3 separate regions of the Mus musculus genome follow, and regions 1 and 2 are each linked to region 3. A link is a loop called in an ENCODE intact Hi-C map of the cell type or tissue named here. Cell type or tissue: heart. All regions are shown on one strand.

Region 1 (2,500 bases), 370 kb before region 3:
ACTCAGAGGAGAGATGCGGAGGGAAACATGTCAGTGTGCAGGCCGACTTGGTGCTGGAGCAGCTGAGAGTGCTATATCTTGTAGTAATTGTTGCAGTAATTCTCTCCATCCCTAATATGCCCTGGCAATGAAAACACGACTCAATTAATATGAATACATTCTGTGCGCCTAGATTAGGTAGATCTACTGCTACACTACCACCTTCCACATCTATGAGACCCCTTAGAATCCACAGGCAGCAGAAGGAGACTGTACCATGCTGGGTACAGCTTGAGCATAGGAGACTTCAAAGCCTGCCTCCACAGTGACACAATTCCTCCAAGGCCACATTTTCTAATGGCTTGTAGTGGTTTGAATATGTTTGACCCAGGGAGTGGCACTATTTGGAGATATTGCTTTGCTGGAGTAAGAGCGTCCTTGTTGGGGTGGGTTTTGAGATTCTCATCCTAGCTGCTTAGAAGACAGTCTGCTCCTGGCTTCCTATGGATGAAGATATAGAACTCTCAGTTACTCCAGCATCATGTCTGCCTGGATGCTGCTGTGCTTCCTGCTATGACGATTATGGACTGAATATCAGAACCCATAAGTCAGTACCAATTAAATGTTGTCCTTTATAAGAGTTGCCATGGTCATGGTGTCTTCACAGAAATGGAAACCCAAAGACAGGTCAAGCACTCAAACACATGAGTCTATGGGGCCATAGCTATTCAAACCACCACAACTAATTTTTCATAGAAAGATATCACTATATACATGTATTGAAACTTTGTGTGTGTGTGTGAGAGAGACAGAGACACAGAGAGAGACAAAGAGAGACAGACCTACACACAAACACATACACAGACATACAGAGAGACAGACACACAGAGAGACAGACAGAGATACAGAGAGAGACAGAGACAGACCTACACACAAACACATACAGAGACACACACAGAGACAGACACACAGACAGAGACAGAAAGAGACAAATAGAGACAGACAGACCTACACACAGACACATACACAGACACACAGAGATAAACACAGACACAGGGAGAGACAGACTTACACACAGACATATATTATATATGTATATATAAATATATATATGTATATATAGAGAAACAGAGGCATATGTATACATATATATGTTATGTATATATAGAGAGACACACAGACAGACAGAGGCAGGCAGGCAGGCAGACAGACAGACAGACAGACAGACGCACGCACGCACGCACGCACGCACGCACGCACGCACAAGAATAGAACTCAATACGTAACTGTATCACCGGGAACAAAGCCTTCTCTATTCCTGTTCAGTGTCTGGCTAAAGGACAGCAGGTGGCAGCAGAGTCCAGCCTGGGGTTGTAGGAGCAGCTAGAGAGAGAAGCAGTTTTTGAGTAAAGCCTTCCCTCTGAAAAATCTTAACACGAGAATAAAAATAGAACAATGAAGAGCTGGTGCCACGAGCTCCAGTCACTGCAGAGCCTGATGTCATTCACTGTCTGCCATCTGCAGAGCCTTGTCCTTCCAGGAGAAAGCAATGGTCCCAGGCTCTGAGTGGCCCCTCCCCAGCTTTGCTCAGGTCACAGGATGAAGCTGGCTCAGCAGGAAAGGGGCTCTGGGCAAGCGGAGCTGGAGGAAGGACTGATTTTTAGGAGACTGCAGACAATAAAGAGAAACAACAGAATGCTAAGTCAAAGGAGGTTGTCGCAGGAGACTACAAAATGCATGGTGCCACTGGAAGAAAAGTTCAGAAGAGGCAAATCTAGAGACAGAAAGAGATTAGTGGTTGTCCAGGGCATGGGGAGGTGGTAACTGTGGCAGAGCTTCTAATGAAGACCTACTTTCTTGACAGGATGGAAAGATCCTGAAATTTGACTATGTTAGGGGTTGTAAAATTCTCTAAGTATGCTAAGAATCATTGAGTTCTACATTTGAAATGGGTGAAATTTATAGAATGTACGTTTTCTTATAAAGATAGATCATAGGCCTGGCTTCTCTCTCTTACTTGCTATGGTCCCTCAGTTTCTTTTCTATACCTACAAAAATTAAGTCAGGATAATCTAACGAAGGCTATAAAAATGTCAGTCCATAGTGAACATGGAATTCGTGTCATTTTGTTTTCCTGGTAAGATGACATTTTATCTCAAAGCTTAGCTGTGTCATGTTTTGCTTTTGATACAACGACAAATGTCTCCACTGCCTTCTATTCCCACACCAGATATTTTCAATGAACAACTTTGCTTATTACACAACATTGGGAAGTCTCTGAGAACAGAAGTTAATAGTGGTGTTGTGCTGGGAAGGGTCTGAGTAGGAGGGAATATCCCTCCCTTCGACTACAAGGAGAACAAGACAGAGTCACTAGAGCATCCCTGCAGTGCAGCCTGTGCAACCATTGCACAATGGGATCCCAGTCCCCACCATTGCCAAAGGTCTCAGATCGGAGGATCAACGATGTTATAGTAAAAACCATTTTCAACTTGTAATTACTATTGTAATGATTCAGTTT
Region 2 (2,500 bases), 65 kb before region 3:
CCTAACTGTCCCAGCCAGCCTCAGTCTATGACAGTTGACACTGGTGTCCTCACAGGAGCCTTCTCAGCCAGGGAATCGAAGTCAGCCACAAACGACAGACCCTTGGAATGCTTGGGCGAGGGAAGGACAGAGATGATGGCTGTTGGCTATTATTCATAAATAGTGTCTCAGAACTGGCCTCCCAGGGCTGTGTGTTACCAGAATCCTGTTACTTACACACCAAACCATCACCCCACACTCAAGCTGGTCTCTGTCCCCGGTCGTACCCAAAAGATGGCACCCCTGAGAGGTACAAGTTTCCAACCTTGTGAAGATGAATAGACACAGGGTAGAAACAAAGCAAACTTTTACATGCAATACAGGTTTCTGCAAGAAGCCAGAGAGCTGCTTGCAGATACCCTAGAGAGGAGGAGGAAAAGAGTATAAAGCCAGGCTGCACTTCCCCCATCACACTTTGGGAGAAAGTGCCAAGGAAGAGTTCCTGCTGGGCTCTCTCAGTTACAAGGAACCCAGCTCTGGAACAGGCAGGTCCTTTCCCTCCACTCTGCTATGGCTCTAGAGCAATAGTTCTCACAGTGGACCATCAGCACAAATGCTACTATGGGAACATGCTAGAAATACAAGTCTAGCATCCTAGCCCAGACTTACTGACACAGGAACTTGCCAGCAAGCTGTGATTTTAAAAGCCCTCTAGGGTTGGCTGGCCTCCAAAGCTTGGAGCACGGATGTAAAGAGAGCAAGAGGAAGGGTGGAGGGGCAGAGTGGTGGCCTCTGTGCCCACCGCCTTATCATAACTTTATCAGTTTGGAGTCCTTCTTTCCACTCCCCAGAAACCAGTGAATAAAACGAGGCCCAGAGACCAGGAACTTTTCCTCTGCCACCCACTTGAAAGGAGCAGGATTCTGATTACCACCACTTGGGGGAGGGGTGCGGGGGTGGGGGTGGGGAGAGAGGCTGTGGAGCAGGGAAGGCTGGGGATTCCCTGGTCACTGGACTTTTAGCCATTGCCTAAATTTACCTTCGAGAGGAAAAGTGAAAGTGAGGATTCCCCAGCCAGACACTAGGGGGAGACCCATCACTAGCCGGGAAAGAACCCTGGAGATTAAAATGTAGGCGAATTTATAGACAATTCCAGGTCTGGTTTCAGAATCCCCACACATTCTATACATACATTATTGCTCCCAATACTCTAACCTGAGGGTTCTCATCCCTTTTATAAGGTAGCTTGTGTGCAGAGAGAACCTATGCATTTTAACCCCGCCTATATTAAACACCGGTACTGTGAAAGTGTATATGAATCATTGCTATCCAGTATTATTTAATAAGTAAGGAGAAAGAGTGTGTACATGTTCACTATAGACATGCCCCTCCCCCAATATTTCTACCAGTGGTTTGTTGAGACCCAAAATACAGAATTTTTGAATTTGGTGCAGTGACTCTATTCCCATAGTTGCTTGCTGGTGGCTGCCACTAAATCAATCAAACCTGTAATTTAAGGGGGGCAGGGGGAGGCGGGAATGTGAGCTAGGCCTAAGTCAGAACCGCAGAACTGGAAAGAGCAAAGGCGCCTGCAGCTACAAAACCAGCCTGTAGAGGGCCCAGGACCCTTGCTAGCCTACGACCGACCGACCGGGCACAGGTTCGAAAATCCACAGTCCCACCTGTTCTCTATCCCTTGAGACGGCACTGTGGACAGGCCCACTAGTTATTACCATTACATAATTTTCAAGACCCAGTGCAAAAAGAATAGGCCGGGTTAAGAATTAGGATTTTCAAGATGGTGGCGACATAACCTTAAGCCAGACAGGAACCTATGGCGCACCCCTTGGTGCTGGTAGGATGCGGACTTCTCCACCCTGCGCCCCTGCTCAGGTGGACCTTCCATACCAAAGGAGGTGTGTAAGGGATTGGCATTCATTTCCGCAGTGATTACTCCAGCAACTAAGGGGGGAGGGGCGTAATTCGGGAGGAAAGTTCCTGTCCACCCATGGGGCACAGAGAGGTCTCTCATGATCACCGGATCACCAAGGATCACCAGTCACTCTAATCCCAGTCTTCGGGGAGGGGCAGTCTATGTAGCAGAGGTGAGAAGGGAGAGAGCTGATGTAGCCAGCTTCCCACGGGCAGCTCGGAGAATCCGCGGGCCGCCTTACTGACAGCGGCGGGCTAGCTCCTGTCCCGGGGCCACACCAGGTTGCCAAAGCCCTGCCTTCCCACCTGCTCCCCGCCCCGCCGGTGTTAGGGCGCCCTGGGAGACGCCCAGAGGGGACGGGGCAGAGCTGAAGACAGGCGCAGGAGCCGGCGCCTACCGAGCTCGCGAAGCCTCTCGGGTGCTCGGACCTTCACCACCGCCTAGTCGCCGAGTCACTCCTAAATCCACGCGGCTCCGACCCGCAGTCACGCGTGTTGCCCTTCCGGCCTCTCGGTGGGCTCCGCCCCGCCCCGCCCCGCCCGCGGGCTGCGGGCCCTTTAAAAGCGCGCTCGACCGGAGCCGCCCCTT
Region 3 (2,500 bases):
ACATGAGGGAAGTCCAGAGAACGGACCTGTGAAAAAGACCTGTGGAGATCTCAGAATCCACCGGTACCATACTGCAAGGGATACTGACCTTAAGTTCCTTCTTCCATTTTCCTGGCGGGTCACAGATAAAGCAGGGAACTCTGTCAGATCGAATCATGTGATGCGGGGAGACCACAGCAGGACAGGTGTGGGATTTCTGGCTTGTTCTGCACATGGGGATGGGGGTATTGAGCTGGTAAATGCAGAGTCCCAGTGTTCTCACCTGGAGAATCAGGAATCAGGAAGTTTGGGTCTGTGAGATGTGGAGATAGCTGAATCCTTAGTGTATAGAGGAGGTGCCTGAATGAACTGTCCCTAACAGTTCATTCACTTGACAAATCATCACATGTTATGAGCAAAGCTTATTGCCAGTGACATGAGCTGACTGGCAGGCGGGATGTGCCCTTGGTCCCTGGCTATCGTTTTTTAGCATGTACTCACTCACACCTTTGTAGCTTATCGCTTCTTGGACACGGACAGGCCACGTCCCACTCACCGAGTTGATGGCCAGTGCCTAGGTATGGGGCATACAGACACTGGTCTCTCAGCCAGTCTGGGCTAGGTATTATTTCCATGTCATAGGTGAGGAAGCTTGAGGCTGAGAGAGATTTGAGTGGCTGGCCTCTTACTGCTCATGCTGGCACTTCTTTCTTAGCCAGAGGGGCATTTGGGAGGTATGCTTACTGCCCTCTGTATCCTGAAAGCCACTGTACACATTGCCACCTGTCTGTTCCAGAATGTCTGTAAGGCAGTGGAGGAGACACAGCACCCGCCCACGATACAGGAGATCAAGCAGAAGATTGACAGCTATAACAGCAGGGAGAAGCACTGCCTGGGCATGAAGCTGGTAAGCAGAGCCTGTCCATCCCTACCCAACATCTTTTCAGCCCTGCCTCCACAGGAACTACGACTCCCTTACAGCTCACTCTCCTTTGTCCAGGCCCAGCTTTCTGTGACCTCAGGGATCCAGAGAAATGGAATGGGCTCTAGAATAGACTCCAGATACAACCTCTGTTCCATTCACTCTCTGGCTACTTTGGCAAACTTTAACCTCTCCTTACTTCAGTATGAAATAGAGATCTCCACGCCCAAGCCCGTGCTTAAGAGATCTTGACATGTACAGTTGTCTTTAAGTGGTGACATCAGGCGAGCCCTGCCCCCTGCTGGTGACTGGCAGCAACTGGCTCCCTGGGGCTTCCAAGTCACTCAAGAGCCTCAGAAAATGCAGCTATCAGTCAGGCTGGAGTTGGGCTGGGTCTCTGAGGGCTTTGATGCCCTCAGAGGTAGAGAGGAGGCTGCAGGCTCTGCCTTTAGAATGAGACCCAACAAAGGCCATTGGCACCTATCTGGTAAAGGGTTGGAGTGGCCTAGTTAAAAACTTCCTGGCCCATGAGGAGAGTGAACTTCCTCCTGCACTTCTAGACAGGAGACTTGGGAAGGGACTCAGGCAGGCTGGATGGAGTAACCTGTCAGGTCTTCTGTAGTTTACAACCCAGAGTGAACTGGGCAGACAGAATCAGCAGTGCCTCCCACTTGCAGAGTGAAGATGGCACCTACACAGGTTTCATCAAAGTGCATTTGAAGCTCCGACGGCCAGTGACGGTGCCCGCTGGGATCCGGCCCCAGTCCATCTATGATGCCATTAAGGAAGTGAACCCTGCAGCCACCACAGACAAGCGGACTTCCTTCTACCTGCCACTCGATGCCATCAAGCAGCTACATATCAGCAGCACCACCACGGTTAGTGAGGTCATCCAGGGGCTGCTCAAGAAGTTCATGGTTGTGGACAACCCACAGAAGTTTGCACTTTTTAAGCGGATACACAAAGATGGACAAGGTATGAGTTTCTGACCTCTCCCTAGTCTGCTAATGCCCACAGTCACTAAACCTCACTATCAGTCCTGGGTGGGAAGTGTAGGCTTCCAGGCAGCAGGATTCATGGAAGGGCCAAGCACAGGCTCTGGGCAGGACCAGGCAGCTCATGCCTACTGTGCCCAGCTCCATGCACACACAGGAAAGACACACCCTGGGCTCTGGGCTCCTAATCTCTATAATGGGAAGGAGTCCGCCCACTGCTCCTCTTCCTCTGGAAGATGTTGTAAATGGAAATATGGCTAAACTTTGCCATATGGGAATGAAGGTAGTGCCTCTCAAATGGCAGGAATGGATGGAAGGCTCAGAGCCACCACTGCCGTGTCAGGTCCACGCCCATTAGAACCACCATGACTATTTCCAGTCATCTGGCCAACCTGTGCATTTCTGAGCCCGACCCCACCCTGTCCTCATTTGAGATGAGCACCCAGCCCTTCATTCTGCTTGCAGTGCTCTTCCAGAAACTCTCCATTGCTGACTATCCTCTCTACCTTCGTCTGCTCGCTGGGCCTGACACCGATGTTCTCAGCTTTGTGCTAAAGGAGAATGAAACTGGAGAGGTGGAGGTATGTCTGGGCCCTTTACAAAA

What was found. A loop is a pair of places that touch in the nucleus more often than their neighbours do. Peaks named below come from ENCODE experiments on the same cell type or tissue, not always from the same donor. Only the 100,000 strongest peaks of a DNase experiment are listed, where the experiment ranks them.
Region 1: a loop joins it to region 3, with 2.3 times the contacts of the local background. A loop is called at or near these places in 2 of 42 quality-filtered maps.
Region 2: it touches region 3 in a loop (4-fold over the local background); 24 of 42 quality-filtered maps call a loop at or near these places.

What each region holds. Positions count from the first base shown.
Region 1 is chr1:131,554,153-131,556,652 of GRCm38, reverse strand. No RefSeq gene overlaps it. Among named protein-coding and RNA genes, the nearest start is that of Fam72a, 28 kb to the right of the region's middle. In heart, a CTCF peak has its summit at 1,337 (motif pointing right); a DNase peak (open chromatin) is centred at 1,392; H3K4me3 peaks cover 631 bases; H3K27ac peaks cover 831 bases.
Region 2 is chr1:131,245,176-131,247,675 of GRCm38, reverse strand. It overlaps Rassf5 (Ras association (RalGDS/AF-6) domain family member 5), which reads left to right and starts at 2,498. Exons shown (of 6, transcript NM_018750.4): 1 at 2,498-2,500. Gm28913 (a long non-coding RNA gene) reads right to left here. Exons shown (of 3, transcript XR_878525.3): 1 at 2,310-2,500. In heart, CTCF peaks have their summits at 1,054 (motif pointing right) and 1,616 (motif pointing right); DNase peaks (open chromatin) are centred at 1,010, 1,633 and 2,385; H3K4me3 peaks cover 1,894 bases; H3K27ac peaks cover 1,498 bases.
Region 3 is chr1:131,180,530-131,183,029 of GRCm38, reverse strand. Rassf5 (Ras association (RalGDS/AF-6) domain family member 5) reads left to right here. Exons shown (of 6, transcript NM_018750.4): 3 at 776-886; 4 at 1,579-1,876; 5 at 2,362-2,477. It also overlaps a transcript of Eif2d not described here. Among named protein-coding and RNA genes, the nearest start is that of Eif2d, 29 kb to the right of the region's middle. In heart, a CTCF peak has its summit at 1,204 (motif pointing left); a DNase peak (open chromatin) is centred at 1,169; H3K27ac peaks cover 357 bases.